Regions from separate parts of the Mus musculus genome. Here region 2 is linked to region 1. The links are chromatin loops, found by intact Hi-C in ENCODE. Cell type or tissue: left cerebral cortex. All regions are shown on one strand. Links, peaks and the distances in the headings refer to the core of each region. The heading gives the core; the rest is flanking DNA.

Region 1 (15,353 bases), core at 5,605-8,104:
GGAGGGATGTCATATGGCTGTTAGCAACAGCACTAAGGAAGTTATCTGCAGGTCCATGTAGCAATCATGGTAGACATGAGATCTGAGACCATTTCAATAATGTGTGGGCAGTTGCAGTAACAGGGTTGGGACAGGGAGCAGGTAGGCAAGGTTTCTGCCCTCTCCCAGCACCTACAGTGTCTGGAAGAAGCTCTGAGGGTCACTGGGAGTCCTGGGCTGGTGAGATATCTGAGAAGATGTTACTCAAAAGCAATGCCAGTGCCATTAACTAGGGACAGACACAAGGTCCACATCAGTACCATTTGGAACTCATTTTCTCATCCCTATCAATCATGATAGCAACAACAAACAAAAACTCTCTCTTTAAAGGAAAACCACACCGATGCATGCTCTGGTCAAAACTTTCAAGGATTGAGGCTGGGGAGATGTCTCAGCAGTTGAGAACATGCAGGGGATATGAATGTGATTCCCAGATCCTATGTTGGACAGTTCATAAGCATCTATAAGTTTACCTCCCAGGGATCTGATGCCCTCTTCTGGCTTATTTTGGAAACTGCACTAAGACAAACACACACACACACACACACACACACACACACACACACACACACCACAATAATATCTTTTAAAAGATTAAAAAAACTTTTGGAATTATCTGGTTTTTGTTCCTGACCAGAGCTTTATTTTTTTCTCTTTAATTTTCACCTTTTTTCTTCTTTTTCTTTCCGATTCTTTCCTCCTACCCTCAACCTTCTGCTATCTCTCCTCAACCTCTCACTTAATATTTTCTTTTGATTTCAAGCCAACTGAGAAAACAAAACAAAGTTAGCTTGGGTCTTTATAGAATAAAGTGGGGGAGGGGTATTATATCCTGTTCCTTCTGGTTTCTATTACCACAGATTTACCAGTCTTATACAACATGAATTTATCCATAAACTTTTGACATATTGGAGGCCTGAAATTAATTAAAAATTAGTTAATTAAATAGTTACTGAATTATGTAATTAAAGATAAAGTAAACTTAGGGGCTTCAGTTATAGTCAACAGTAACAGTCAACTTGGTAGATGTGGAATCCCCTTGGAGACAAATCTCTGGGCAACTCTGGGAAGGAGTTTCTAGATTGGGTTAACTGAGTAGGGAAGATATGGCCTAACTGTGAATGGCACCATGCATAAACTGAGGTGCTGGGCTGAATGCAATAGAGAATGAGTTAGCTGAGCACCAGCATCTCGCGCTCCCATTCCCAGCTGCAGATGCAATGTGACCAGCTGCCTCACTGTGCGTTTCCAGCCATCAGGAATTGGATCCCCAAACCACGAGCCAACATAAACTCTTCCTTATGTCGAGTTTGTCAGGTGTTTTGTAGCAGCAATGAGGAAAATAATGAATGTAGGCTCCAGCTGGGTCTTGGCAGAAGTATTCTTCTGGAAGCTCCAGAGAAAACGGTTTCTGTTTCTTCCCATTTCTGCCAGCTGCAGCATTCCTTGGTTTCTGGTCTTGTCACCCCAGTTGCTGATTCTAGGCACAAGCTGGCCTCTCTGATCTTCCTGTCGTGGCTTTAGAAGTTAGTGTGATCTCATTGAGACTCCCCCAGAGAGGTCAGGCTAATCTTCCTAAAATAAATCCAGTGATCATAACTGCAAGGGCCTATTCAGTGTGAATGCTTACCTTCAAGAGGTGCTGGGGAGTCCTGCATGAGCATCTTTGGGAATGTACATTATCAGCTGACCACAGATACTAAGAATCCTGAAGAATAATGAGATCAGAATATTTAGATGTCAATAAATATTTAGAGGAGCAATCAGCTTTGATTCTCTGGGAATAGTGGCTCCCTAGCTCCACTCCCCACTGCCCCATGGAAGCCTCTCTCTACTATCTCCTTAGCAAGAGTACGCACTGCTTCCTCTGCAGCTTCGAACAGGCCTTTTGTGGCCTCCACTCGTACATTAGCCCTTTCCTCCCTCAGAATGCCTGTGTGCTCTGTGGCCACTATTCCTCACCTTTTCAAAAGAACTGAGTTTCAGGTCTACAAACCAAGTCTTTGCTGGATATACAAAGTCCCATAAGTAAGAAGGCACATTCCTGCAGGACCACTCCTGAACAGTGCAAGACTTCTCGTAGTCCTTCTGTAAACATAATACATTTTTTTTACAACTTTCAGCTCTCTTAGTGAGCTTTCCATGATAATGCTGCTAATACTGCAATGCAAAATACTTTATTGAAGTTCTGCAAAGTGACCTGATGGTAATTTAATCAAGGATGCTAACTTCTGCACAGCCAGCTAGCACCCCTGCCTGGGCTCCCCTCCCTCACACAGTGCTACCCCTGAGTGAGACGGGATATTTCTAGCTATAAATGGACACTCACTGCAGCAGTGTTTCAGACTCACTCCTGCCTCCTCTTGCTGTTCCTCTTCAGTCTTTGATCATGCCGTCACCCTGGCAGTTTGAGGTGTGGTCAAGAGAAAACTCACAGCAGCAGCTCTTTTCCTACTAGGCGCCAACTCCAAGAGAAGCAAGCCCGTATTTCCTATTTCAGAGAATGTAGAATCTGGTGAGCAAAGCTTTGATGGATCCATTTAAGAGTCAAGAATTCCATTAGCAAGCCTTGTGTAGCTTGAACTCCAGAGCCTCTGTTTCTCTCATCTGTGCAACTATCCTGATGGATAACACAATTTCTATACGCTCCTGCTGAGAAGGAGAGCAATTAAGTATAAAAGACATCCAGGCACTCTGTAGTATGGACCTATAACCCCAGCACAGGCAGGCTGAGGCAGGATGATCTGGATGCCAGAGCAGTCTGGGGTATACAGTAATTACTATCTTGAGAACTAACAATGCTTCTCTAAAACTGTGTGTGCACTCATGTTAATAAATAATATGTGTGATGCATATAGAAACGTGATTTATGTGTTTATATAACGGTAGAAATAAAAGAACAACTGCCCACAGCATGCAATCTTGTTTTTTACAACTAATACTCATTTTAACCACATTATCATTAGAAATATGAGTGCGTGTTCCTTTATATTTTTTATGTGTAATCATCATACTGTTAGTGCTCACCTTAGGCTGTGTAGAGAAGAAGTAGGAGAATGACGAGATGGAGATGAAGATCTCAGCAAAAGGTTTAAACTCCAGCCCACACCTGAGTTCCTTAAGTGAGATCCTGGTATCCAGGGAAATGGAAGAGTCTCGGTTCCCCCACTGTGTGATATGTGGATGGTAATGCTGACCTTATCAGACTTCTGAGAAATAAGACTCAAAAACCAGATAACATGGAGAGCATCCAAAACCATTCAGTAGCCTGTATACTCACTCAATCAGGGCTAATGCCAGGTCTCTTTAGACTTCAAGGGTAGGGGAGATAATATTTATTTTCTCTTTTGAGTACCAAATTGTGGTTTAAAGTGACACACATTGGCTAGCTGATAGATCTACAGGTCAGGGGTTCTGCAAGCCTGGGTACTTAGGCTTTTTTGAAACAGAAATTAAAGCATCAGATGGCCAAGGGTCTGTGCAGTAGTCTGGTGCTTATTGCTGTGATAAAATGAGAGAGAAAAACTCGTTAAAGGAGATAAGCTTTAGAAGTGTTAACCATGATGGGCTACCTCATTTCTTTGGGCCTGTGCAAAAGTTTATGGCAGTGGAAAAGTGTCCTGGGGTTCATTAGATACAGCTCAACCTTTAACCCAGGAGCCTTCAGGATCATTTTAGATTCAAAGCATAGCACACTGTAAACTTGACCCAAGGATTCTGCAACCCTGAAAGAGTTTGTTGTTCCCATGCCTTCTTCAGCTAACAGAGCTGGGCAATCAGCTGGCCATGGTAGTACAGCAAGAGTCCCCTGAGAAAGGAACTGAGGGTTTTGCAAGCTGTAGTGCCTTTTCTTAAACACGTTTCTCTGTACGCAGCCCTTCCAAACTTAGATTGCACAGAAAACCTCTGTTTATTCTTCTCATTTTGTGACAAAATACCTAGCAAAAGCCAGTCAATGAAGGAAGGAGTAATTCTAGTTAACAGTTCTAAGGCAAACAGCTCTTCATAGTGGTAAAGGCCTGGCAGCAGGAGCAGAAGGCAGCTGGTCCCATTTCCCCTATAGTCAGGAGGCAAAGAGATGAATAATGATTGCCGTCTCCTCTTTATTCATTTAGGGCCCCCAGCCAATGGAACAGTGCCATCAGTATTTCAGGTGTGTCTTCCACCTTCAGTTAGCCTAATCTATGAAATTATTCACAGGTATGCCCTGAGACTTGTCTCCTAGGTGATCTCAGATGTTGTCAAGTTAACAAGAGTTACTCACCATCACATTTACATGCCCCTCATGTTCTCTGGAATTGCAAAATTGTGGGCATTAGGTATACTGTTGAGTTGGATTGCATTCTTTCCAGTACTTAAAATTGATAATGGAAAATGCTGAACAGATAAGAAATCAATGAACAGCATTATCTCTGATCATTTGAAATTCACCAGGACTCAAAGTGTACAAGCATCAAACACGTAAATAGGTACCAAATTATGTCTTGAGAATGCTGGGAACAAGTTGATCACAGAAAAGTTAAAGGATTTGCCACCTTGGTAACAGCGGCATGCCACATGGTGTTTTCATAGCAAATTACCAGTCAACAAATGCAAAGTGGGCTGTGCCTCAGCAATAAATTCCATAGAAAACATCACATTCCTCCTCATTCCTCACCAGGTCTCATACTGATAACACTGGATATGCTTCTCAGTGTGTTGATGGGCACCTCAGACTCTGGAGGAACTACCAGCCTGGACTTCACTTTGACTTCTCTCTCTCTCTCTTTCTCTCTTCCTTCCTTCCTTCCTTCCTTCCTTCCTTCCTTCCTTCCTTCCTTCCTTCCTTCCTTCCTTCCTTTCTTTCTTTCTTTCTTTCTTTCTTTCTTTCTTTCTTTCTTTCTTTCTTTCTTTCTTTCTTTCTTCCCTCTTTCCTTTCTTTCTTTTCTTTTCTTTCTTTCTTTCTTTCTTTCTTTCTTTCTTTCTTTCTTTCTTTCTTTCTTTCTCTTCTTCTTCTTCTTCTTCTTCTTCTTCTTCTTCTTCTTCTTTCTTTTTTTAAGAACTCGTGATAGGGATGAATCAAAGACCACGAGAATGTGTAATAACAAAACAAGAGTGGATTTAGAATCCAGACAGAACTAATTTTGCACTCAACACATTTCACTTGGAAGTAATATTTTTTTTGTTTGTTTCATTTTTTTTTTCACAGAAAAAACATGGCTGCTGTGATTATCCACAACATTCACACATAGGGTTGATTTTAAAAAAGCTTGGTACCTGGGATGCATTCAGGTGAAATAGTAGTTGTTATTAGTAGCTAATATTATTATGTCCACTGAATGTAATATGACCCTTAACAATATTTATTTCTGCATATACATGGTCCTTAGTGTAGGGGTGTGTGTGTGTGTGTGTGTGTGTGTGTGTGTGTATCTGTGTGTCTGTGTCTATGTTTCTATAGGTGTGCTTATGGAATTCAGACGTATTACTCAGGTATATCATTCCTCGGAACTGTACAAATTGTGTTTTGAGACATGGCTGCCTAATAGAGGACTGAGGTTTAACAAATAGGCTGACTGCCAGGTAAACCCCCATGACTCACTTGTCTCTATATCCCTGGTGCTGGGACTACAGATGCATGCCACCACACCAGGCTTTCCTGCATGTATTGAAGGTAGAACACAGGTCTCCATGACTACCTGACAATGCCTTCACTGGGTAAACAATATCCCTAGCCCCTGATTTTTAAATACACATCTACTAACCCAACCTAAAGTCTCATCCAGACCTTGAAAGTCTAAGTGAGGAGTCAAAGCCACACAAGTGGCCCGTCTAAATTTAGAGCCAGAAAGATCAATAATAGACTGATGATATCACCTGCTTGTTATTTCAAACCAGTCAGGGAGGCAGGACTCCTGCATCACCAAGAAAGAGCCTATGAGGCTAGGCCTCCACCATGGAACTGAAGGTTGGCCTCTACTACAGTGCTAAGGATAGACCACTGCTACAATGCTAAGGCTAGACCTATACTACAGCACTGGAGGGCAACATTGTCTGTACTGAAGAAATTAGGTCATCCATTCTCATTACTTGTCTCCAAAGCCCCTGGGAATTATTTGTTCTTGGTCTTCATGTGTATCTCACCCCAGAATTCCACTGGCCTCTAGCTCTCTCCTTTTCAGTCAGTGTGAAGCCATCATCTTTGCAGACAAACTTTTTTTTAAAAACAAGTTTAAAAATGTACTTTGTAAAACTAGAACACAGAATCTTTTAAAAAGATTGTTATTTTCCCCCTTAAGCATCTTCCAGAAACAGCCAGCAAGGAGAGACACATCCCCCACACAACCCACACAAGAATATCAAAATCTGTTTGATAATGAATTTGAATTTTTTCAAAAAAATCCATACGCTAAAATCGTTCTTATTTTTAATTTTTCCCTCTTTTTTCAAATTCATGGACATAATGTTTCTTATTGCAACTCAGAAACATCTCAAAATAGCTGCCAGAATTTTACAAATAAACATAAAACCAAGACTTTTGCAGTATAAAAATAGTTCTCACTTCTGCTCTAAAGGTTGGTTGCCCTTCTGAATCTTCGGCAGGGCTGGGACTGCACAGGCCTCACAGGCACACTGCCACAGGGAGATGAGACCAGTTTTCCTCTCTGGAAACACTCAGACAACATTCTGTGCCTTGCATCTCATATATGGAAGTGCAGTCCTTATTTTAAGTAAAGATGGGAATGCGGGTATAAGGCTGAACTCACACAGAAGCGATCGGTTCAGTCACACTGTAATTCAGGCAGGGTTATAAGCATCAGAATTCTTCCCCTCCAAAGTTTCCTGTGACAAATATTAGTTTTTAAAGTGCTAAGGAATATGACAGCTCCTTAACTTAAATTGTGTCTCTAGTTAAGTAAGGGGAACAGATGCCTTATAATTGCTTCAATACAGCCAACATATCCCATGACTCTGCTGTAGAGGTCAGCTCTGAGGTTGAGGTCTAGCTTCAGCACTGTGGTAGAGGCCTATCTCTACCTTGTGGGTGGGAGGTCTACCCTCAGTTCTGAGGTGGGGGTATATCTTCAGCACTTTGGTAAAGGTCTATCCTCAATGCTGTGTTAGAGGTCTATCCTCAGATCTGTGATAAAGGTCCACCCTCGACACCAAGGTAGAGGTTTCTCCTTGGTGCTGTGGAGGCCAACAGTCAGCTTCACTGTGGAAGTCTAACCTCCGCACCAAGATAAACATCTACTCTCACAGCTCCCTTCCTGGTGGTAGTGCAGTCCTGTCTCCCTGATTAATCTGAAATGAAGAGCAGGTGATATCATCAACATGTTATTGAAGCCAAGTCCTGGAATCTCCATTTTGATTGCAATTACTTTGCCTACAATAGTGAAAATCATTGCCCTTTCTGTCACAGAAAGAGTAGGATACCCTAAATTTGATTTGAGCGGTGACAGTGAAACACGAATTACACCTGTGTTTAGATTAATAGCATTTTGCATGATCAGGTAATTTTTTTTTTGGTACTTACACCTCATAAAGTAAAAATCAGGAAATTGAATTTCAGTTTCCTTTGTGATTTTCTGCAAGGGTTTACAAGAGGACTCTGCCTCGTTTTCTGCTTCCCTTCTATCTCCACACTAGTTAGCTCCTTTCTCTCATTTGAACTCTTCCAAGTGTGTCCACCTTGGATCTCCAGACACATTTTATTGCCGTGTCTTCTACCATGAGGTTTGGTGGGGGACAACTTTCCATCACTCTTCTGCATTTCTTCATGATTTAAGAGAGAGGTGGGAACTGTGGAGCATCGGACCATTTATTCAAAGACATCTGTACAGTAAACAACCTTGGGCAACTGGGACAACATCTCTCTCACTCTGGAACAAAAGGCATGCTTACTGCCCACTGTAAAACATTCAGATGGCCTCAGTAAGTAGTCACTCTATAAAAGTAGACATGGTATTGTCAGGGGCCAACCAGCTCTCTCTTCATTGCTACTTGAGGGATACTTCTCCAGCAACTGATCTGATATGCTGACATTCTGGTACAGCCTTCATTTGTGACCCTGAACCATCTTGCTTATACACACACACACACACACACACACACACACACACACACACACACATTTATATGCTTATTCAATTGTTTTTATAGCATCGGTTAAATGGTGGTTGACTAAAACTGTTAGTTTACAAGAAGACAAATTACACATCCTGCATTCCTGACAGTTTTGGTTATGACATGAAACACCAACAGGGGTAGAACCCTTTGAAAGAGTACAGAGTACAGAGGAAAGCCCAGAAGGCTTTGCTTTACCTGTGGAGTCCATCTACTGAAGAACGCAGTTGGCCTGGCCCCAGCTGTTTCAGTGGGAAGTAGCAACTATGCCTCCTGGAGCTTACTCAGTGCTCAGAGTGTGGGCGTTAAGGTGCATGTTCTGGGTTCCTTCTGTTGCTGGGATGAATGCCCCCTCCTAAACCAACTCAAGCAAAGAAAGAATTTAGCTTACACTTCCATGTCAGAGTTCATCACTGAAGGAAGTCAGGGCAGGATTTCAAACAGAAAATAAAGTAAAAACCATGGAGGGACATGTAACCTTGCTCTCTAGTTTGCTTAGCCAGCTTTCATGTAGATATCCCAGGCCCATCTAGCCAGCTATGGTGCCAGCCACAGTGTTCTGGGTCCTCCCACATTAATAATCAGTCAAGACAATTTATCACAGACTCAACCACAAACCAATCTGGTCAAGGTAATACTTTAATTGAACTTTCTTCTGCATTACTGAAAAGTGGAAACGTTGAAAAACAAACAAACAAACAAAAAAGCCAAGACACACACACATCTCACCACAATAACAACAAGAACAACTGACCAGACTAGTGTTGTTTTCTGTTGACATTTATAACAAATTTTAGGGACAAGAATAGGAATCTGATGTAGGGATACCTCACAACCTCCAAATAATGGAGGCAAGGAGACACCAATTCTCTGTATTTTCCTCAAGTATGCTTAGCCTCCCCTCAAGACAGGGTGGTGATTTAGCCCTTCCTCTTTTGGATGACCCTAACGTTGACTGACAAAAGAATTCTAAACAATGAAGAGTTAGCCTAGCCTGGTTTTTGCTTGGCAGAACTTCTGTAAAAAACAAACAAACAAACAAACAAACAAACAAACAAACACCTATGAATGTTTCCCCATCCCATTCCTTGGAATACTACTCATCAACTGGAAGGAAAACACACACTGTACTTACTTTTCTGGTATGGGCAAATAAGACACCATATAGATTTCCATCATTCAGTTGTTCCAACAAATATCATTATAGAATCTACACTTGGAAACTTAAAAAAGTCTTACTTAGACTACCTAACATACCTTCTTTCCAGGAGCCTCAGGTGTACAGCTGGGTGACATTTGTCCCCCTAATAAAAACACAGGGTTTAGTTGTAGAAGTAAGGGGTGGGACCGTGGCAGGACAAGCCTCCCTAGAGAATGGTGTCTACTTGTCTTGTGAACAAGGCCTTTGGAGAATATCTTACAGCATCATGTGTACAGGGAACAGTCAAATGGGAAGGCTGGGAAAGCAAGGTCATGCATGCTTTCTGACTGTCAGAGATGGAGGTTTTCTGAACTTGGAGTTTCTCATTTGTGATGTGGCCTCCTGCATATTCAGATACCATCTCTCATTGCCATCTTCTGGAGGACTCTGTCTTGGGGAACTGCAGAGAAATGGTTATTTGTTGTCACTGTCAGTACAAGTAAGAAACAAGCTCCCGCCCATCTATATCCTTGGACACCTGTGCCTTATTCTACCATTCATGAACATTTCTTCATCATCTCATTACCTCTTCATCATCACAGCTTTTTCCCAGATGTTGCCTGTGGTGCTGGCAGGATGGTTATGCAGATAGCAGCACCTGCTGTAAGCTCAACAATCTGAGTTCGACCCACTGACCCCATGTAAATGTGGAAGGAGAGAACCAACTCCATAAAGTTGTCTTCTGACCTTCATATGTGCACTGTGGTGCACACACATCCTAAAAGCATGCATGGGCACACACACACACACACACACACACACACACAAAATCCTCCTCCTCATCATCATCATCATTATCATCAAACTACAAAAAAAATTACCTTCTAAGAGATAATAACACCTCACCTTCAAGCTCTCTTTCTTTGCGAATGTTCCTCCTTCTCCATGCAGTCTGTTATTTGCTCATACTTCACTCTGCACTTATTTTCTGACTGATTGCATGTATTGTCTGTTTCTTGGGAACATCACGAGTTTCTAAGTCCATCCTGCTTCTAGTGGTTTGAGCGGTTCACAGGACTAAATGAACATCCAGCAAACTGCTTTGGAAAAGCATTGGACTTTCTTTAAAGAGCCGTGGGGAATCATAAAACAAAGATTGTACGTGCCCTTCCATTTTTGTAGGACTGAATCTTAAAAGAAATATGAACAGTGTCCTGAAAAGATACTTGAATATTTGTAATTCTATAACTCAAAACAGGCCACAGAAGGGGGAGGTTTTAGGGAGGTAGGTTTAGTTGAAATACAGAACATTTTTGATACCGCAAAATGTTTAAACAACTGTTAGCAACCCCTTCACAAAAGGGAACAATAATCCCATAATGTGATCTTCAACTCTGCAAATCAATGCCCACATATGAAAGTAACTCAAGTCACTCGCGTTTTACATCACTCTAACTTGCACTGGAAAAATCCATAAATCTTTACTGCAGTAACAATCCCTTATTGACAAAATGACTTTCTGAGCTACAGTGACGTAGTGTAATAAGAAGCAGAGGTTTGGATCATTTTGGTGGAATGAGTGGATAGGGACACAGATCAAGGCACCATGTTAAACTAAACAAAACAAAGTATTTGATCAAAATCAGTTTTATGAAAGGCATATGCAACTCACAGTCAATAGTGGGATTAGGTCCAAGACACCGACATGTGGATTGAGTTTGGATGAAAACCACTCTGGTTTGATTGGCTCCGCATTTAATTGGTTTTGTTTCATTTTGATATTCATAGTAATTATTTGTGGTGTGGTACTTTGAGGGGTAAAAAGGCACAGTGAAGATTACCATGAGCTCACACGTTGTGGACACTACCAAACATTTAAGGAATGATTTAGCTATAAATTGTTACATGTTCTTAAAAAATGAAGACAGTGACAGAGTTCAAAGGGTCACTGTGAAAACATCTCAAAAAAATGGGGGCGAGTGTATTATGATCAGGTTTCCATTTCCTCAACTCTGTCACTGTATTTTGGTTTGGTTTGGTTTGGTTTGGTTTGGTTTGGTTTGGTTTGGTTTGGTTTGGTTTGGTTTCGGGTGCCAGACATTACTTCTTAGAGTAAGTTTTAGCTTTATAGAAAATAAAAAAGATCAGTAGAACATGATTTGTCTCCCCACAGTGTCATGAGTAAATCTCATGAGTAAACACTTGGTCCCCAGATGGCGGTCATATCTGGAAAGGTTATAGAGGTCGGACCTCTCTGAAGGAAGTGGATCACTGGGAAAGGGCCCTGACACTTTGTATCCTGGCCTTACTTCCTGTTTCTATTTCCTGAGTGCTATGGAATGTGACTTGCCCACTTTCTGTCCCTGTCTCCATTGCCTTCCACCTGCTGCTGTGCCTTCCCTATAACAATGGCTTTTAGTTCCCCAAGAACTAAAGCCAAACAAGCTCTTTCTCCCTTCAGCTGTTCTGTCAGGATTCTATCACAGGATTGGGAAAAGAAACTGAATAGATCTCCTGGTGCTATTAGCACCCTGCAGAGGTGAACTATGCTGGTCAAACTTGAACTTATCCACCATATTATTGTTGTTTGGTGTAAGCTAATGTCCATGCTTTCATTAAGAGCCTTGCTTTAGAAGGTATGGCTTTGTTTTCCAAATTCTACCCAATATGTCGAAATTGTATACTACATTGTCTTTTCAGACTTTTCCTCACATAATAAAATATATTCAAAATGTCATGCTAACTTTTATGAATCTTAACACTCTTAGTAATGTTAACCTCCATACAAAGATTCATCATCTCCATGAAGTCTGCCAGTTCTTTTTGTTCGACTTTACATTACAGCTAAGATCTTCTGACAAGCTCAAGGTTAGGGAGGCTGATGCCGACATTTTTCCCTACACGTTCTATGCCTTTGCTCTATATTGATAGTCTGGATCATTCTGAGTCAATTTTATATATGTGATGGAAAGTCTAACTTTATTCTCTGCAAGTAGGATTTCAATTTCAGCACTATTTACAACAAAACAAAACAATCAACAACAACAGAATTCTTTTCCTTGCCCATAAATACACCTGGTCCCTTTGTCAAAAATCAGTCAGTCAGAGCCACATAAGCTATGCATAGGCTCTGAGTTCTCTGTGTGTGTGTCCTTAGGCCTCTAACACAGAGTCTGGATTCCTGGACCTTTACAGCAAACCTGGAGGTGGGAAGTATGATTCCTCTAACTCTGTTTTCTCTTTGAAAATGGTGTGGTTTTCAGCTGTCTCTTGATAGTGTGTATCAAATCAACATATTTCTCTCAGATTATGTTTATGATAAATTCTTGAGATAGACTTGCATAATTTTACATGTATTTGCATATTTTAAGTTCAGTATAGGTTTGGTTAAAGAGCTTTTTACACTTTTACGTAGTTTCAGAGAAAGTATACTTCTACACTCATTCTTTGGATTCTTAACATCTTTAACTTCAAGTGAAACTTGATACTTTTTCACTTTGCATTTTTCTCAATGAATCAAAAATTAACAGAGCCATTTAAGCCCAAAAGAAAAACTGGGAATAAATGACCATCTCTCTGATGTTTCAGGTATCACACTCAGCAATGCTAAGCTTCCCCTGATAATATCACCTTAGCTGCAATATTTCTACCAGTGGACATTTGAGCTTCATAGAGAATATGTTGAATCTTCAGTTATTTGGCAATATTCATATTTTACAAACCCACGAACGTGGTTGTCTTTAAAATTCTTTAACTCATGTCATCAAAGTTTTAAAATAGTTTTCAACGTACAAGTCTTTTGCCATCTTGGTCCAATTTATTTTTAGCTTTTTTTTTATTGTCTTTATGGTCTATAGCAAATGAAACATTTCTTTCTTTTTTGTAGTTCAGCTGTTCTTTTCTGGCATATTGAAAGGCAGTGATGCTTGTAGGTTTTTACCTTGAAATTTTTCTGTATAGATTCATTATTCTGCTTGCTTTATTGTAAACTTTTAGAGCTTTATGAATCTGGTATAGTGCGTTCTGTCACAAAAGAAATTTGTGCTTCGTCTTTTCTAGTGTAAACGCCTTACATTTGTGTTTTCTGCCTAAATTGCTCTAATTAGTATTTCTGGTTCCGTGGTGGAGAGTAATGGAAAATCCCAGCCCTTATCCTGTTCGAATATGGAGCATGATGTTATTTGCTCAAGATAAAAATAAATACCCTTTATTATCTTGAGAAAGTCCCTGTTTGAAAATAAAATTCAAGAAATACCTCTCAGATTTCAGGGCTGGGAGTGTGGCTCAGTAATACAACACTTGCCTAACACAGACAAGGTTTGATTGCAAATACTGCAAAGATATTGTTAGAGTTTCTGGGTGAGTACTGAGCTCAACAGCTTTTGCCTTTGGAAGCTTGGGCTTTGGTTTCCTTCTGGGCTCCACACATCTCAGCTTCTAGCCTTGCCAACCAGCACGGAGTTCACAAGGTGAATTTCCCATGATGCTGTCTGGCCACACGTGGCAAATAGACAATCTGCCAAGGGTTCCCCAGATCAGGTTCCCATAGACGTTACATAGTTTGAAAAGTTGTATGAGAAGCAATTAAATTGCCTAAAAATAATTCCCCTTCTCTCTGAGGCTGTATAACTCTGCTGTTTCACGGAGCCATCTTAACTTTCTGCATCAACGGGAAATTTCAGAGTCGAAAAAAAATGAGTGCAGGACAAAAACGGTGATGATGACCTGTGTGGTGTGCACACAGCTCGCACACATTCTTCTGGAGGATGCGGTATCTGCTTTGTTCCTGCCCCTCTCATGCCTTTGTGGGGGTTTTGCTGGTCGAGATGTTGTTGAGCTGATGTCTTTAGAATGCGAAAGGGGAATGGGACAAGGACAGGAGCATGCCAGCCAGCGCTTAACTCTGCATTAGCATCCCGGGTTCTTCCTGCCCCTTAATTTTACGACTTTATTTACTGAGTATTAGACTGAAAGAGTAATCAAAATCAAATTGCCTGGCTTGCACCTGCAAAGGCCTGGAAGTGATTTATGGCGTTGCCAGGCTCAGGCTGTTCTTTTGGATGTGCGGTGCCTGGGCAATCATCACCTCAGCTGGGCTCCATCAGGTAGCCAGCAGGTGCATCAGACCTGGGGTGCTCCAGCAACAATAATCCGGGGCTAAGAGTGACATTGTCTTCCATGGCATAAACAGTTAGATTCTACTATTGTTTATAGTTTTGTGGGGTTTTTTTAAAAAAAAACATTTTTTTAACTTAGTTTTATGTGCATGTGTGTGCATGTTCCACAGCATGAATGTAGAAATCAGAGGACAACTTTCAGGACTTAGCTATCTCCTTCGCCCTTGTAGGTGACAGATTTTGAACTCAGGTTGTCAAGCTTGGCAGCTAATGCTGACCTAAGCTGCTAGTATTTCTTCATCATTAAGACTGCAAGTTTCAATGGAGGAGCTAGAGAAAGTAGCCAAGGAGCTAAAGGGATCTGCAACCCTATAGGCGGAACAACATTATGAACTAACCAGTATCCTGGAGCTCTTGACTCTAGCTGCATATGTATCAAAAGATGGCCTAGTCGGCCATCACTGGAAAGAGAGGCCCATTGGACATGCAAACTTTATATGCCCCAGTACAGGGGAACGCCAGGGCCAAAAAGGGGGAGTGGGTGGGTAGGGGATTGGGGGTGGGTGGGTATGGGGGACTTTTGGTATAGCATTGGAAATGTAAATGAGCTAAATACCTAATAAAAAATGGAAAAAAAAAGACTGCAAGTTCATATTTATTTCGGACTTCATGCTTAACTGCTTTTTAAGCAGAACAGGAGTTGTAGGAAGTATTTGTATTTTCTTGCTTCCTGTGACCATTCTTCCTGATGAGAAACAACATGGGAAGCGAAGGTGCATGCGAGCTGAGTCTCCTAGGAGATATACAGTCTCTCAAGGCAGGAGAGACGACAGCATGAGGGATTTAGTTGCAGTCAAGGAGCAGAGAGAGGTGAGCACTGGCACTCAGCTTGGTAAATCCTTATTCAGGCCAGAAACCCAACCCATAAAATGGTTCTGCTCACATTTATG
Region 2 (15,353 bases), core at 5,208-7,707, 890 kb after region 1:
AGGCGAGAGCTCCCAATTGCGCCAGATGTGCAGAGAAGACCTTGAGACTCGCCCGCGCCGAGCCGGCTCCTCCCGCCCTCGTGGCATCACGCGGGGATAGTAGCCAAGGTGGCTGAGCAGGAACCTGCTTCTGATTACCGCGCGTGGCCTGGACACGGTGGGGGATCTGGGGGCCTGGTAGCAGGGCTCGGGCAACTCCAAGCGGGTCTGTTGCTTTAAATGGGGGGCGTCCCAGTAGGTAGCTGGGGTGGCCAATATCTACACACACACACACACACACACACACACACACACACACACACACACACCCGCCGGAAGCCCTTCACACCTTCCCACCACCCACGGATCCCGCCCTTACTGCAGCTGGGCACGTCCTGCAGCTGGGGCCATTTGAACTCCAGGGTTCTCTGATGAAAATCCACATCCACACCAATGGACAGATTTTTATATGCCATTATAAGCTGCCCCAAAAGGGGCTCCCACCAAATCCCCAGACCCAGACCATAATTTTAAGAAATGTCAGCCCGGGCTTGCTGTGACAGACTTACTGGTAACTCGGTCCTCTTCAGTCATTAACTTAAACAGTTTCACAATCCCCTTAAAAATGATCTTTAAATGAATGCAAAAACTGGGTAGTGTGCCAACAGAATCGGATTCAGCGCAGCTCGGCAGACTGGACTCTGGCATGGCAGCCAGAGAAAGAAACGCCAGAAAACTTTCACCATATTTAGCAATTTTACTATATCAGGGTACAGGAATGGTCTTGGGAGAAGGCGCTCATGCGTGGTCGCTGCCAGTGTGTGGAGCGATGCTGCACAGCGCTCATTATCATCCAGCCCAGGGCCTTTCTGTTGGGATAATGAGGCTGGCACGGGTGCTAACATACGGTGTCCTTGGAAAAAGCTAAGAATGCGTCAGTACCGCAGAGATGCAATGTCCAAGAATCATAAGTAATAATTTGAGAATCCCAGAGATGTTTGTTTACATTGGCTATTATTGTAAAATACTCAGAGTATAACATCATGAACCAAAAGTGTCAAAACAAAATCTGTTCCGCTGTGGCACGTATGTGACAGAAACACATGCACACAAAGTACATCAAGAGGCTCGAACTGTTGGGGGGGGGGGGGACTCAGATAGTAAATCACTTCCAGGCTTAATAACAGAGGCGAGTCGTCAATCGAACACTGTCGCTGAGTCGCAGGAGGCATTGCAAGCCTTGCCTTGCGCAGATTTTCCTGCAGGGCAGAGTCCTTCTGCAGTCTCCAAACTGAGATGGACGGATTTTACCGCCTCTACATCACCGGACTCTGCCTCCTTAGAGAGAAGCCCTGGGGCACATGGCTGTCACGTGGAGGTCAGAGACCGCCTGGCCCACCAGCTGAGGAATTAATCATTAATTGAAGGGAAAATACTGTTTCTCCACACAGAGCTTTGCCTGGATTCTGCATTCTTCCTCTTTATTGCATTCAGAGGATGTGGGGGATTCAGACCAAAAACCCTTTCTTGGGCTTAACATAAATATTTTTTTTCCTTTAATACACGACTAATATATGGTAGTCTTCAGCAAAACAAGAATTCAGAATTAAAGCATTGGAGTCAAGAGCTCTAAACTTTTTCAAAATGTGGCTGCATCTAGGAAGGGTGCTGAAAGATTCCAAACCTCGTACGTAACAGAATTTTCTTTTAAAAACAGCGATAAGCTGTCAGTCAATAGCTAGGACCACCTACCTGACAAAGAGCTTCCCAAGAGCTCTAAGTGTTGGAATGTGACACCAGAAATCACGATTTGTGCATAATTAATCGCATCACTTTGCCACCTACACTGAAGGGCACAGACCAAGGGCAGTGTATGTAAATGTAGTTCCAGTGTGCAAACCCCACTAATGACCTTCGATTAATGGAGTCATTATAGTAACCCTGCCTCATTCTTGGGGGTGGGGGGAGTTCCGAATGCACCGGGTCCCTCGGGGCTCCTCTGCGGTCTGAGGGAGACCGCACAGTGTTCCTACAATTCGTGTCACTGAGTTTCCGAGAAGGCCTCCCGCGTTGCTCCAAGTTGCAAAGCTTCACGCTAAACCTGTCGTGGACGTGTATGTGGGTAGGTTCCCCCCCCCTCCCCAAATAGCTTTCCTTTATCTTAAAAGAAGGAACACTACAAATGTGACTTCCCAAAAGCGCGCTTCTTTTCCCTTCTGCCACGGTCGCTGTCTTCCCTAACGCTAGCGACCTGTGACTTCCCGTCTGCTGTGCGGAGAGAGTGGGGCTGCTGGAAGTCCTGGGGGCGGGTATAGCTAGCTCCGGGCACACCCCCGGGGCAGGGGTCCTGCCAGCTCTGGGAATTGGAATAAGGCGGGCACAATTGCACACTCAGGCCCCCTGGGCGCCCAGCGCACACTGTACTCAATTTGCCACCCCAGCTGGGCTCTCGCCCGCTCCTCCCACCCTACAGGCATTGGCTGCGAACGCGGAAGAACCGAGAGCTCATACTCACCAATGGGAGAATTCGCCTGGTATGATGGACGGGAGCCCTTCCACCAATGGCAATTCAGGGATGCCCGATTGAGCGGCCAGGGCGAGTGCACATAAAAGACGCCCCGCCCGGCTCGCGCTTCATTCTGAACCGAGCCTGGTGCCGCGCAGTCAGCTCAGCCCCCTGTGGCGGCTCCCTCCCGGTCTTCCTCCTACGAGCAGCATGAAAGCCTTCAGTCCGGTGAGGTCCGTTAGGAAAAACAGCCTGTCGGACCACAGCTTGGGCATCTCCCGGAGCAAAACCCCGGTGGACGACCCGATGAGTCTGCTCTACAACATGAACGACTGCTACTCCAAGCTCAAGGAACTGGTGCCCAGCATCCCCCAGAACAAGAAGGTGACCAAGATGGAAATCCTGCAGCACGTCATCGATTACATCTTGGACCTGCAGATCGCCCTGGACTCGCATCCCACTATCGTCAGCCTGCATCACCAGAGACCTGGACAGAACCAGGCGTCCAGGACGCCGCTGACCACCCTGAACACGGACATCAGCATCCTGTCCTTGCAGGTGAGACTAGCTTGCAAGTACGCCACTGCCCAGACGCTCCGGGTCTCCCGAGCTGTCACTCTTAAAGCCCATCGTAGAGACAGGTTCATTAACTTTATTTTTGAGGAAACTGTATATTGAGCGTCATGTGAAATCGCTACTTATAAGTTCTGTGTGGGTTGCATCTGGATCTGCGCTGTAGCATGATCCTGTTTCATGGGACTTGTTGGCACTTTTGTGAAAGGAGGAGGGGGGCTACCTTCCTTTAAGATTACCTAATATCCTGCCTTTTATCCTCTTTCTCCCCAGGCATCTGAATTCCCTTCTGAGCTTATGTCGAATGATAGCAAAGTACTCTGTGGCTAAATAAATGGTGAGTGTTGCGGGTGCCTCCTGTGTGCGCGTTTCGGTAATGTGCTTGTGTGTCTGTTAAATGTTTGGTTTGGTAAATGCATGCTTACTTCACTGTGTTACGGGTGCCGCTTGACTTACCACATAGGCATGAAGGGGCTTGTAGCTGTGGTTGCTCAGGACTACAGAACAGTTGCCTTTACAAAAACAGAAAAGAAAGAAAAAAAAGAAAGAAAAGAAATGCCAGTAACTTACTATGAAGGTGTCAGGACCAAGTGTGGCTGACTTTTATGAGCCCAGTGGCGGTACACTGAGGTGGTAACCTCAGCTGTAATTAATCTTATCGCCACAAATTCCATAGTGATTCTCTTTTCCCAAAACTGTAGTCCTCTGAGATTTCTCTGGCTAGCTGAAGACGGCTACCCCGAGCCTTACCCCTGTGCTCTGGGATCCAGATTTCCATATCTGTTAACTAAAGGGCTGTTTTCAATCAAATAATTGTTACAAGAAGCAGACTGGCGCCTGTGAGCGGGCTGTTAGAGATCCAAATAGGAGACTGGGTTTGGGAAGTTTTCCCCTGGAGTCTCCGCTATTTTCATGTTTAATTTGTGCTGCTGGGGCCGGGTATGTGTGCCGCATCTGGACGCCAGGGTTTGGTTAAATGCTCAAACTGTGGCTTCCTCGGCGCCAGGCTCGCCCGCCTCTGCCCTTAGGTTACATTCTCCTAAACTGCCTTTCTCTCCCAATCTTTTGCAGGCATTTGGGGACTTTTTTTTTTCTTTTTACTTTCTCTTTTTCTTTTGCACAAGAAGAAGTCTACAAGATCTTTTAAGACTTTTGTTATCAGCCATTTCACCAGGAGAACACGTTGAATGGACCTTTTTAAAAAGAAAGCGGAAGGAAAACTAAGGATGATCGTCTTGCCCAGGTGTCGTTCTCCGGCCTGGACTGTGATACCGTTATTTATGAGAGACTTTCAGTGCCCTTTCTACAGTTGGAAGGTTTTCTTTATATACTATTCCCACCATGGGGAGCGAAAACGTTAAAAAAAAAAGAAAAAAATCACAAGGAATTGCCCAATGTAAGCAGACTTTGCCTTTTCACAAAGGTGGAGCGTGAATACCAGAAGGACCCAGTATTCGGTTACTTAAATGAAGTCTTCGGTCAGAAATGGCCTTTTTGACACGAGCCTACTGAATGCTGTGTATATATTTATATATAAATATATATATATTGAGTGAACCTTGTGGACTCTTTAATTAGAGTTTTCTTGTATAGTGGCAGAAATAACCTATTTCTGCATTAAAATGTAATGACGTACTTATGCTAAACTTTTTATAAAAGTTTAGTTGTAAACTTAACCCTTTTATACAAAATAAATCAAGTGTGTTTATTGAATGTTGATTGCTTGCTTTATTTCAGACAACCAGTGCTTTGATTTTTTTTATGCTATGTTATAACTGAACCCAAATAAATACCAGTTCAAATTTATGTAGACTGTATTAAGATTATAATAAAATGTGTCTGACATCAATGCCGGGATTCTGAATGGTTTTTGAGGTGTCTTGTGTTTGCTTGGGGCACCTCCTTCTGTTCTCTCACCCCCTCTATCACATGTGTGTCCCGTGGCGGCCCAGTAGACTGAAACATTGTTGCCATTAGGAGGGATGGGGACTGGAAACGCAACACACCTAGCAGTGTGGCTCTGTGCCTGTGCATTGGGACTAGATTTTAAACGGGACTGTAGAAGACTCCCCTTGAGTTCCTAGGTGTGCCCTCTAGAAAGACACCTTTGGAGCAGAGAGAAAAGGGGCTTTGGCTGTCACTGGTCACCCCTGGGGGTTACGCTTTTAAACCTGGCCACGAACTCCAGAAGTCCTTCGTCTCCTCCACCTGTGGCTCACCCAGGCCTGCCTGGGCCAGCTGCTCTCCCAGTTCTGTGGCTATTAAGTGCTCTTCACCCTTGACTGCACTCTGGACCTCAAGGAACGGAGGGAAGGTGCGAGAAAAGCCCCTCCCACTCACCAAAAAAAAAGGTATCACCAACATTTCCATCCAACTCAGAGCCTTGAGGACACCGGGCCGCTAATTTGAATATGCATTCAATAGGTGCTTAGATTTAGTTCCCAAGTTGCAAGTGACTTGGTTGGGAAGGGGTGGTTCTGGAAAGTAGTCCAGGGAAGACAGGCACAGCCTAGAGAAAGGATGGGACAAGAGGTACGAGTATGTGAGTCGCACCTGGTGCCACTTTCTAGGCCAAGCAGGTGTTTGGGTGGCGCCTGCTAGTCTGCCTTGGCTGCGGTGTTTCCTCTCCCCTGACACCGAATCCATCCTGGTGAATGGAGGAGGGGCAGCTTCGGTTCCGGTGGTCCCCGCCTCCTTCCTGCAGGGCGGGGTTGTCCCTAATGAATATACCCGGGATGCACGCTTTGCCCATTACACCTGGGTTGGAGACTGCGCGAGCGAGAGCCCTTGGCAGCCGCCCAATACACTAGTCACCTGTTGCCTACTATAGCCCCTGCATGCACACCGGGCCAACCCAGGTGCGCTCTGCCATCCCACCCACCCTCACCCTTCTGCCCCGCCACACACACACGCACACACACACACACGCACACAAAGCGGGAGAGAAGTATGAGAGAACAAGTTGCTGCCCCAACCCTGCCTGTCCTCAGCTTCACGTCTGCCGGATCTCATTCTCCCCTCGGATGGCTTTGGGGATTTGACCCTGAAGTACAATTGTGCCATCGGAACTGCAGGCCCCTTCGGAGCACCTGTAGGGTCGCTGGACAACCAGCGACACGTGAATGACTTCTAATCAGCCTCAGCCTGGGGGAAAGTGGCTCCTTTGGAGGGGACTTCTAACTGCAGCTGGTCGCGCCGTGGAGGCCGAGCGCCACCTTCTGGCAAATATGAGGATCGCCGCTGGCCTACGGTTCTGCTGTACACAGGCATGGATGCAGGGAGCCGGTGGCCAGCAGCGTTATCCTGACCAAGCCTTCTGAAAATGATTGATGTCATCCCTAAAGACTGCCGCTAGCACGAATATATAAATCCGCTCCACCTCTTTACTGCGTACAACCTATTTGCCAATTAGCATCTTACTAGTTATGCTATCTCCCGCCTACCAGTTTGTGACTGGAAAAATGACTGCACAGTTGTTAGGTCAGAAAGTTTGGCAGCATGCTTCCGCACTTCTGTCCCTAACTTTTTTTTTTCCTTAATTGCTTCATGCCTTTTAACCAGAGCCCCAAGTGTTACTTTATCTCAGTGGTTTTCAACCTGTGGGTCGTGACCTCTTTGGGGTTGAATGACCCTTTCATGAAGTCATATCTTAAATATCCTGCAGATCGGATATTTGCATTATGATTCACAACAGTAGCAAAATTACACTCATGAAGCAGCAACAAGAACAATTTTATGATTGGGGGTTACTACAACGTGAGGAACTGCATAAAAGGGTTGCAACACTGGTAAGGTTACGGACCGCTGCTTTATCGGAATGAAAAATGAACAAAGCCTCCTTACGCGAGACCTTAATGCCAGGTTTGGTTTTTTTTTTCTTCCTCTAAATAAGATGTAGGTCTAGAGGGTTTGTGCACATTTTATCAGTTTCAAAAATTCTTTCAGCTTCTAAATTTGAGTAATTTGAGATTTTTTTAGAAAAAGATTTATTTATTGTACATATGAGTGCACTGTAGCTGTCTTCAGACACACCAGAAACGGGCATCAGATCCCATTACAGATAGTTGTGAGCCACCATGTGGTTGCTGGGAATTGAACTCAAGACCTCTGGTTGAGCAGTCAGTGCTCTTAGCTGCTGAGCCATCTCTCCAGCCTGAATTTTGAGATTTTTAAAATCATAACATTGAGGCAAATTTAAACATTCTCATGCTTCATTTGCTGATATTTTTCACCATGTAAGTTTTAAGTTTCCTTACATTGGTTTATTTATAGTGCTAGTTATCAGACCCAAGGCCTTGATAATACACGGCCGGCACGCACCACCAAGCTACACCCCCAGCCCTTGACCTTACTCTTCTCAGAACGCTTTCTCTGTTCCATTAACAAGCTGTGGTTTCTAAGATAACTCCGTCTCCAGCACGATGCTGGGTTTGTTTCTTTAGTCTGTGGTGATGTCTACTACAGATTCTGCTAATGCAGTACCTTCTTTGTAATTTTGAGAAATAAAGAACTTTTTTTTTTCTCTGCACTGCCCTGCACTTAGAATAATAGTCACACTGGTGTCAAACGATACTGTAGGTTAGTTTGTTCCCAGTGCCCAGTGCTGTCTTAAGATCCTTAAGAGACAGGCAGATGTGTGTCCCTCCATAGTACAGAAGCTGGTCCATACACACTGGTGCAGTCAGTGGACAAACCACTTTAGTCTCTCCGTGCTCCCTGTTGGGAAAGGGCTTCCAGGTTAGAATCTAACAGCAATGACTGTATTATTCTTGCTAGTGAAAAGCTGATATAGAAATTCTTAAATTCAATGATCCTCTGCCCCAGAACTCCTCAGCCTGATTCCCCATGTGTCCTTTAAAGTTCTGATCACAGCCGGGCGTGGTGGCGCAGCACTCCGGAGGCAGAGGCAGGTGGATTTCTGAGTTGGACACCAGCCTGGTCTACAAAGTGAGTTCCAGGACAGCCAGGGCTATACAGAGAAACCCTGTCTCGAAAAAAAACAAAAATAAAAATAAAAAAAGCAATAAATAAATAAGTAAAGTTCTGATCACTTGCTGTTAGAAAGGGGGCTCCAGGCTTGGGTGTCCTCTGGCATTAGACCTACCTGGCACTGCTATTCAAGCAGAACAATGGTGATGGCCTATAGAGGACCTTGGTCTGAAGTCTGAATTAAGCAGAACAATCCAACTGGTATCTAGGTGAGCCTGGAGGTTGTCCTATATAAAACGGGAAGAGGCCAAAAGACCCTGGCCTGAGATCCCAATCAGCCCTGCCTTCTGCCACCCAGGCTGCCCACAGGCTTCCAGGTGGTATAACCCCTGCCCGTGACTGCCTGGGTGATAATCCTGTAAGTAAATAACTGTCATAAATTCATTGGCTCAGCTTTATGGGATCCTTCCTCTGTCTGTGAGTCTTTACATCTCCCCAGGAAGATGAGGACATGGCAAGGACCCTGTAAGCAATGGCAGCAAGATGATCAAAGAAGCCTGGAGGTGGTCACTGTGTTTAGTGAAGTGGGCCCATGAGAAAAACAGGCCAAGACTGCAGGAGGGTGGAGCTTTTCTAAGGGCACATGCTCTCTCTCTCTCTCTCTCTCTCTCTCTCTCTCTCTCTCTCTCTCTCTCTCTCTCCCTCTCTTCCTCTCTTCCTCTCTCTCTCATACACACACACACACACATACACACGGGCATAAACATACACAGACACATACTATGGGGGTGGGAGGAGAGGTGAAGGGAGGAGGGAGGAAGGGAGAGAAGGAGGGAGAACAGCGGCAGTAAGCAATGTGCATATACTTGGGCCAGCCCCAGGTAAGGTGACTCCTGTAAACAAACTGGGACTTTGGCCAATTAAAAACAAGATGTGGCAAACTGGGGGAGCAGATTGGATCAAACCATAAAGTAGAATGGATCTGTAATATACCAGTAAAATAGCCCAGGTACCTGGGGTAGCTCCTCTTAGAAGAATGTGTCTGCCCCTCCCTGTAGGATACCCCCAGAGAGGCCCCTAGGGTGAGTAATTTGGAGTCAGGCATTTCCTGGTAGGAGAGATAAATGAGGCAGCAGTACTGGGCACTAGCTCTGTGAGGTTACTGTCCTTGGAGTGACCCGTCAGGGGAAGTCCCTATTTGCCATCTGTTGAACTTAGGCCCTGGTTCTTCTTCCCAGCCCCATGCTCCCAGAAATAAGACTCAGACTCAAAATATATTTACAAACACCTTGGCCATGTAGCCTGGTTCTTCTCTGACTAGATAGAACTTAAAATATCCTGTTTATTCTAGCCTACATTCTGCTACACGGCTGGTTACCTGTGCTTAGTTACCAAGCATCTGTCTTTATCACATCTTCCCAGGTGATCTCCCAGAATTCCTTCTCCTCCAAGATGCCCCACCTTCTATTTCCTGCCTAAGCCGTAGGCCATGGGCTTTCTAATTGATAAGTAATGCATCCATACGATACACAACTCAGTCTCTCTACAGTCATCCCATGATGTACGTGTGATGGACCATACATGTGCTTAAGACGAAAGGCGGCACGTGCCCAATGCAGGAACAGCTCATCTGTCAATCAAGCTAAGAATCCTAACCCCACTCCTCACCCTGAGGACCAGCTCCTCCCTCCGCCTAAACTCATTAAAAAACAAAACAATGGGGGCTGGCGAGATGGCTCAGCGAGTAAGAGCACTGACTGTTCTTCCAAAGGTCCTGAGTTCAAATCCCAGCAACCATATGGTGGCTCACAACCATCTGTAATAGGATCTGATGCCCTCTTCTGGTGTGTCTGAAGTCAGTTACAGTGTATTTATGTATAATAAATAAATCTTAAAAAAAAACAAAAACAAAAAACAAGCTCTGTGCTTACTCAAGCCAACTTCCGACCTTTGCGCTGTATTCTATGCTCAACTCTTTTTCTAAAAGCACACCTGACCGTGGTCACTGTGTGACGTGTCCCTTTGTTTTAGATACTAAAGAACCTGGGATTCATGCCCATCTCAACATGGGAATGAGGTTTCTTTTCAAATTCACAACCAGACTGCCCTGATCTAGAGTAGAGAGTCATATACAGACCCACTTACTATAGCAATGTTAATGCTAAGAAGAGTTCATTAAGATGGAAGTAAGATTCTAGCCAGCGACACCCTGAGGACCCGACTGACAAAAGCGGAGTTTGTTTTGTTTTGTTTTGTTTTGTTTTGTTTTGCTTTTGTAGAGAAAATGCACAGGATTTCTCATCTAACGGCTTCGTGAAAGATAGTTATAATCAAAAAAGATACAACCAGCACTGGAAACGATTTACTGTGTAGGATATACAGCACACACAGCAAAGGGGGAAATCAATGTAGAGAATCTAAACTACGAACAGAAAAGTGATCAGGAAAAAAATACACTGGTTGAAAATGTAAGAAAACCACAAAGTGCTACATAAAGACAGAAAGAGATCAAAATGAATAAAATACAAGTAATATGGTCACTGTGGGTGAAAATAAAAAAAAAAAAGAAACCCAAGGAAGGAAAGGAGATGAGTGCTCCTGGGTGTGGTGGAAGAAAAACGTTTATTGTAGATGTGTGGGAGAGCAGAGCCAGAAGCAGGGACATCTGGGAGAGTCCAGAGTGGACATGGGCAGATAGGGCTGGACTATGGGGTGGGGGGGGGGGAGGTACAGCAGCCAAGACAGGCAAAGGAACAAAAAGCACAAGGAACCAAAACGGCTGGATTATGTGGGGAAGGGCACATAGTCCCTGGGCAGCAGAAGTTTAGGGTGGGGTGGCAGGGTTTGCCAGCCATACTCTAACAGACGGGGACTGAGGGATGCTGGAATTACCTCCAGACCAGGTCCGATCTGATATATAAATAGGCACCTCAGCCTTTGGTCCCAGGGTTTGAGACTTAACACGCTGAAATTTAAAACTATGTACAGGTTAAAATCCAGGTTCGGAACTCCTGAAGAAAGGAGAGATGCGAGGAAGAGAGGCCTGAGGAACCTGCACAGGGAAAGAAAAATATCGAAAGCGAGGCGCAAGTACCCCGTGAGGAGGGCTTGGCTGACGGCTGCAGCTATGAAAATCGTTCATCCCAGCCAGTAACTCAACATGAGGCATGCCCGGCCTTAACCAAGGTAATAGTTTATCCATCCAACTGTGCAGTAACAAATACTCATAGAAAGCAAACACAGCTTATTTCATAGGCTAAGAATGCTCCGCTCCATAGCTGCTGCTAGCCTTGGGTTCCACAGGCCTGGCACCTCCAGGATGCTGGGATCTGCCCTGCAGCCGAGACTACATAGTCACCAACAGACTTGGTGCCTCTCTTCAGGAACTCTGATCCTGCCACATGGCACTGAGCTCCAGCTTCTCTCCACGGCCCCTCAATCCCCAGCTTCCTTCCACGCTGCCCAGACCACCCTGTGGGAGAGTCCACACATTACCAAGTTTGGCTGCCAGCTTGGGATGCACCACAGCTCTGTGCACTGACCCTGTGGAAATTCTTGCCAGATTTTTTTTTACCTCAGTGATGCTGGTCTCTTATTAACCACAGCTGATTCTTTGGCTCCAGCTAACGAACATCAGTTGTCCAATAAAGCAAAGGTTTCACTTCCAAGATTCTAAATCCAAAACACCAACAGCCCGGATGAAGTTTTTGCCTCCCTCTGAAACTTCACAAGCCAGGGCTCCATGTCTGTGCCTCTCAGCATGCTTATCTGTTGAGCGCCCTTAACAGCTCATTAAACTCTGAGTACTCAACAGGGATTTATTCAGCTTGCTTTTCCTCCCCTTCCCCTTCCCCTTCCCCTTCCCCTTTCCCTTCCCCTTCCCCTTCCCCTTCCCCTTTCCCTTCCCCTTCCCTTTCCCCTTCCCCTTCCTCTACTTCTTCTTCCCCTTCCTCCTCCTCTTCTTCTTCCTCCTCCTCCTCCTCTTCCTCCTCCTCCTCCTCTTCCTCTTCCTCCACCCCCTTCCTCCTCCTCCTCTTCCTCCACCCCCTTCCTCCTCCTGACCTTCCTTCTCCCTCCTGCTCTTCCTCCTCCCTCCTCGTCTCCCTCCTTCTCCTCCTCCTCCTTCTCCTTAGGTCTCACTATGAATCCTTAGCGTGCCTCAAACTTATAGAGATATCCTGCCCCTGTCCCTGCACCCACACCGGATTCCTACCTCGACTCCAACCCCAGCCAGACCTCACCCTGCAGTACTGAGATCAAAGGTATGCACCACCTGCAGGCTCAGTTTGCTTTCTTATACAACCCAGAAACACCTGCCTAGGGAGGGCACTGCCCACAGTGGGCTGGGATCTTCCACATCAATTATTAATAAATAAAATGCCCCCACAGACCTGTCCAAAGGCCAAAGTGATAGAGGCAAACTTTTCAATGGAGGCACCCCTCTTCCCAGGTGACTCTAAGTCATGTCAAGTTGATGAAAACTAAGCATCAGGTCTAGTGTGATTACATACACATTTGTTCATTAGCCCATCTGGCCATAGCCTTGGAGGCTACCTAGAAGTTTCCTTGCTGAACTATGAACTAACACTGCCGTGGATTAATGGATTTAGCATCTTTTTTCTTCTTGGTGTTTGTTTTCCTCTCTTATTAAGCTTGCTTCAAATTCGGCTCAAAAATTGTGGTAGTGGTCTTATCCTCACCAGTGGGTTGACATGCACACACGTAGAGGTCAAAAGACAACTGTGTGGAGTTGGCTCTCTTCCTCCACCTTTACAAGGGTTTTGGGAATACAACTTAGCTCTCCAGACTTTTGTGGTAAGTGTTACCTGTTGAGCCATCTCGTTGGCCCTCAACTTGTTCTAAAACTAGGTGTCTAAAGGAGATAACCAATCAGTCACCACTGCCTTCCTAGGGTGAGTTGTTAGGATAATTGATTTAACATGGGGTACCAGAGGTCAGTGTGTTAAATCAAGTAAGTCCGACTCAGAAGACAAACAGTGTGTGATTTCTTCCATGTGTGGAAAGGTAAACAATAGCAATAGTAATAATAATAACAACAATAATAACAATAACAATAAAGCTGTAGCTTGTAAGTAGTAGGAGAACCATTGGGGAAGGATTAGGAAGGTGGGGGCAGAGGGAGAGAAGATGAGAACAGAGACTGAAAGGCAAACCAAACTGGCCCTGTATGTCCCCAACACAGGGACTCTCTGGTCCCCTCTTGCAAGAGTCTAGCTGTTGACAAGTCATGGGCTCCACTGTTCAATGTGCAGACTGGCCTTCATCTGCGGGGCCCTTGACCTCTTGTCTCTGAGTTTCCTTCTACCCCTGACAAGAACGTGTGTCGCCATGAGGTACCTGCCGTGAGTCCCACCAAGGGCAAGCATAGAACACAGTGGGGAAATGCGGTCCGGACCTAGGGGGCCTTTCCCTTTCTCCCACTGCCAGTTTCATTTCTGGGAGAGAATGCACATGGGTTCGTCCTGTCAGAGCTCAAGAGTTCTCCACCTAGAGGCAGCTCTGTAAACTATTTCACACACACACACACACACACACACACACACACACACACACACACCTATCTAGATCCTTCGTGTGAGAAAACCAACTGTCTTTCCCCTCAGATTTGCTGTACAGTCAGGCTTCAAAGTCAGCATTACGCAGCTGCAGGGCTCCGGGGGAAAGTTCATCAAAAACGCAAACATCTCTTCCAACTCTGTCTCAAAACTCCTATGGAAGGAAGAAAGCCAGGCCCAGATAGAGTAAGGCCATTCTTAGCATTCTGGTTTTATCAGAGCTTCCTGAAAAAAAGAAAAAAGAGCACATTAGAAATGTCAACTGAAATTGTAACTCCCTAAAGTAAAATATGGGTTTTTTTTAAGTGAAAAAAAAAATCTCGTTTGAATTTGCTCCAAACTGATTGAGTTGCTCTGATTTGAAATGTCCTTACTAGGAAGTAAGTCCCACTTTCTATGAGATCTGATTTTGTGCCTGACAATGGTTTCTGGTTTCTGAGAGTCCTCTCAAGGCAAATATGTGATCTATGCTTGCAAACACCAGCTGATAGGAAGTAATTCTAATCACACGGGTGGAACCGGAAACAGAAAGGACACCTGCTGGCCTGACAGAAATGCAATAAAGAACCAGAAACCATTGGAGAGGCCAAAAGCCTGAATGGAAATTTCACCACTTACCCACTTTGGAAGGTTGGTTTCCCTAGGTCAGCTGTGGTATGAAAATGTTAAATGGAAAATTCCAGCAATAATTCATAGCTCCAAGTTAACTTTTAGCACCCTGTGTCATGATTGTCTTGCTTATTAGTTCAACACTAAACACTGAAGTGACTTTACCCCCACTGTGTTTGTAGAGAAAAGAAACAAAGCAATACAAAACCGCCGAGCACCTGGGGTTCCACTCCAGGTTCTGGGGTCTGCTGAAGATCCTGAGCCGCATGTGCAGAGGCGGATGGAGGCAGGACTCTTTACGCTACTAGTTTATGTTGAAACCTGTCCTCTGTAGGAAGAAAATGTCAAACCCAGCCGAGCAAGCCTGGCTCCCCACCCCTGGTCTGTCTATCCCTGAATAGAAGTCTGCTTCACACACAACAACTCTCACTGACGGAAGCATTCTATGCATCAGCATCTACTTCGCCCCGCCCCGCCCCGCCCCGCCCCGCCCCGTCCCACCATGCACTAGAGCAGAACTCCCTGTTCTGTGGGGATGGCATTCCAAATGTGGGAGGACAGGCTGTGTGTGATCTAAGGACAAATGAGGGGCCTAGAGGAAGAGACTCGAACTCACGACTAGCTAAGCTAAGCCGCATATCCAAACCCATGGTCATGTCCTGCTCTTTGAGGGGCTTGAACCCTGGGGGGGTCTCAGGCAGTTGGGATGAGAAACAGCAACTCCCAAGGACCTTCCAGGAAGTGGGAGGGGGCTCTGCTCTGCCCTCCTACGATTCCCAGAAGTCGCACCCCACACCTCTCCCAGTCTGCCACGCAGCGCCCACTCTACAGGGCAGAGCGCGGTGCAGCCTTTCTAAGACTGGAAAAGCCAGCTCAGTGGCTGCGCCTCCCCCAGCCAGTAATGACCCAGCTGAACCCTCCCTTCCTGAGATCTCTAGCCCAAGGGCTGGAGATGTCTCCTGCAGCATTTTTAGTATTCCGTTTACTTGTTAATACTTGATGCTTAATTGAACATTGCGTCCTCCAGCCAAGTACGGGACACTCAGGGCTCAATGAGTGCAAAGACCCAGAGACAACAGAATGCCTGGAAGTTTGATAGTGCCAAGAAGCAGGACCCAGTGCTGTAGGAACCGCGGAGGCTGGAGAAATCAGTAGAGAGAGAAGCTGGCCGGCTGCCCTTC

Evidence for each region. A loop is a pair of places that touch in the nucleus more often than their neighbours do. Peaks named below come from ENCODE experiments on the same cell type or tissue, not always from the same donor. Only the 100,000 strongest peaks of a DNase experiment are listed, where the experiment ranks them.
Region 2: a loop joins it to region 1, with 2.4 times the contacts of the local background. A loop is called at or near these places in 2 of 42 quality-filtered maps.

What each region holds. Positions count from the first base shown.
Region 1 is chr12:25,974,041-25,989,393 of GRCm38, reverse strand. Gm29835 (a long non-coding RNA gene) reads right to left here and starts at 10,351. Exons shown (of 6, transcript XR_381359.2): 1 at 10,193-10,351; 2 at 8,344-9,746; 3 at 3,067-3,072; 4 at 2,369-2,530; 5 at 1,670-2,127. In left cerebral cortex, for the core only: no CTCF peak of the experiment used is centred there; DNase peaks (open chromatin) are centred at 6,377 and 6,632; H3K27ac peaks cover 1,229 bases.
Region 2 is chr12:25,083,353-25,098,705 of GRCm38, reverse strand. It overlaps Id2 (inhibitor of DNA binding 2), which reads left to right and starts at 2,614. Exons shown (of 3, transcript NM_010496.3): 1 at 2,614-3,043; 2 at 3,332-3,395; 3 at 4,130-4,907. The coding sequence starts at 2,696. The coding sequence ends at 3,388. In left cerebral cortex, for the core only: a CTCF peak has its summit at 6,273 (motif pointing left); DNase peaks (open chromatin) are centred at 5,257, 5,710 and 6,272; H3K4me3 peaks cover 1,068 bases; H3K27ac peaks cover 496 bases.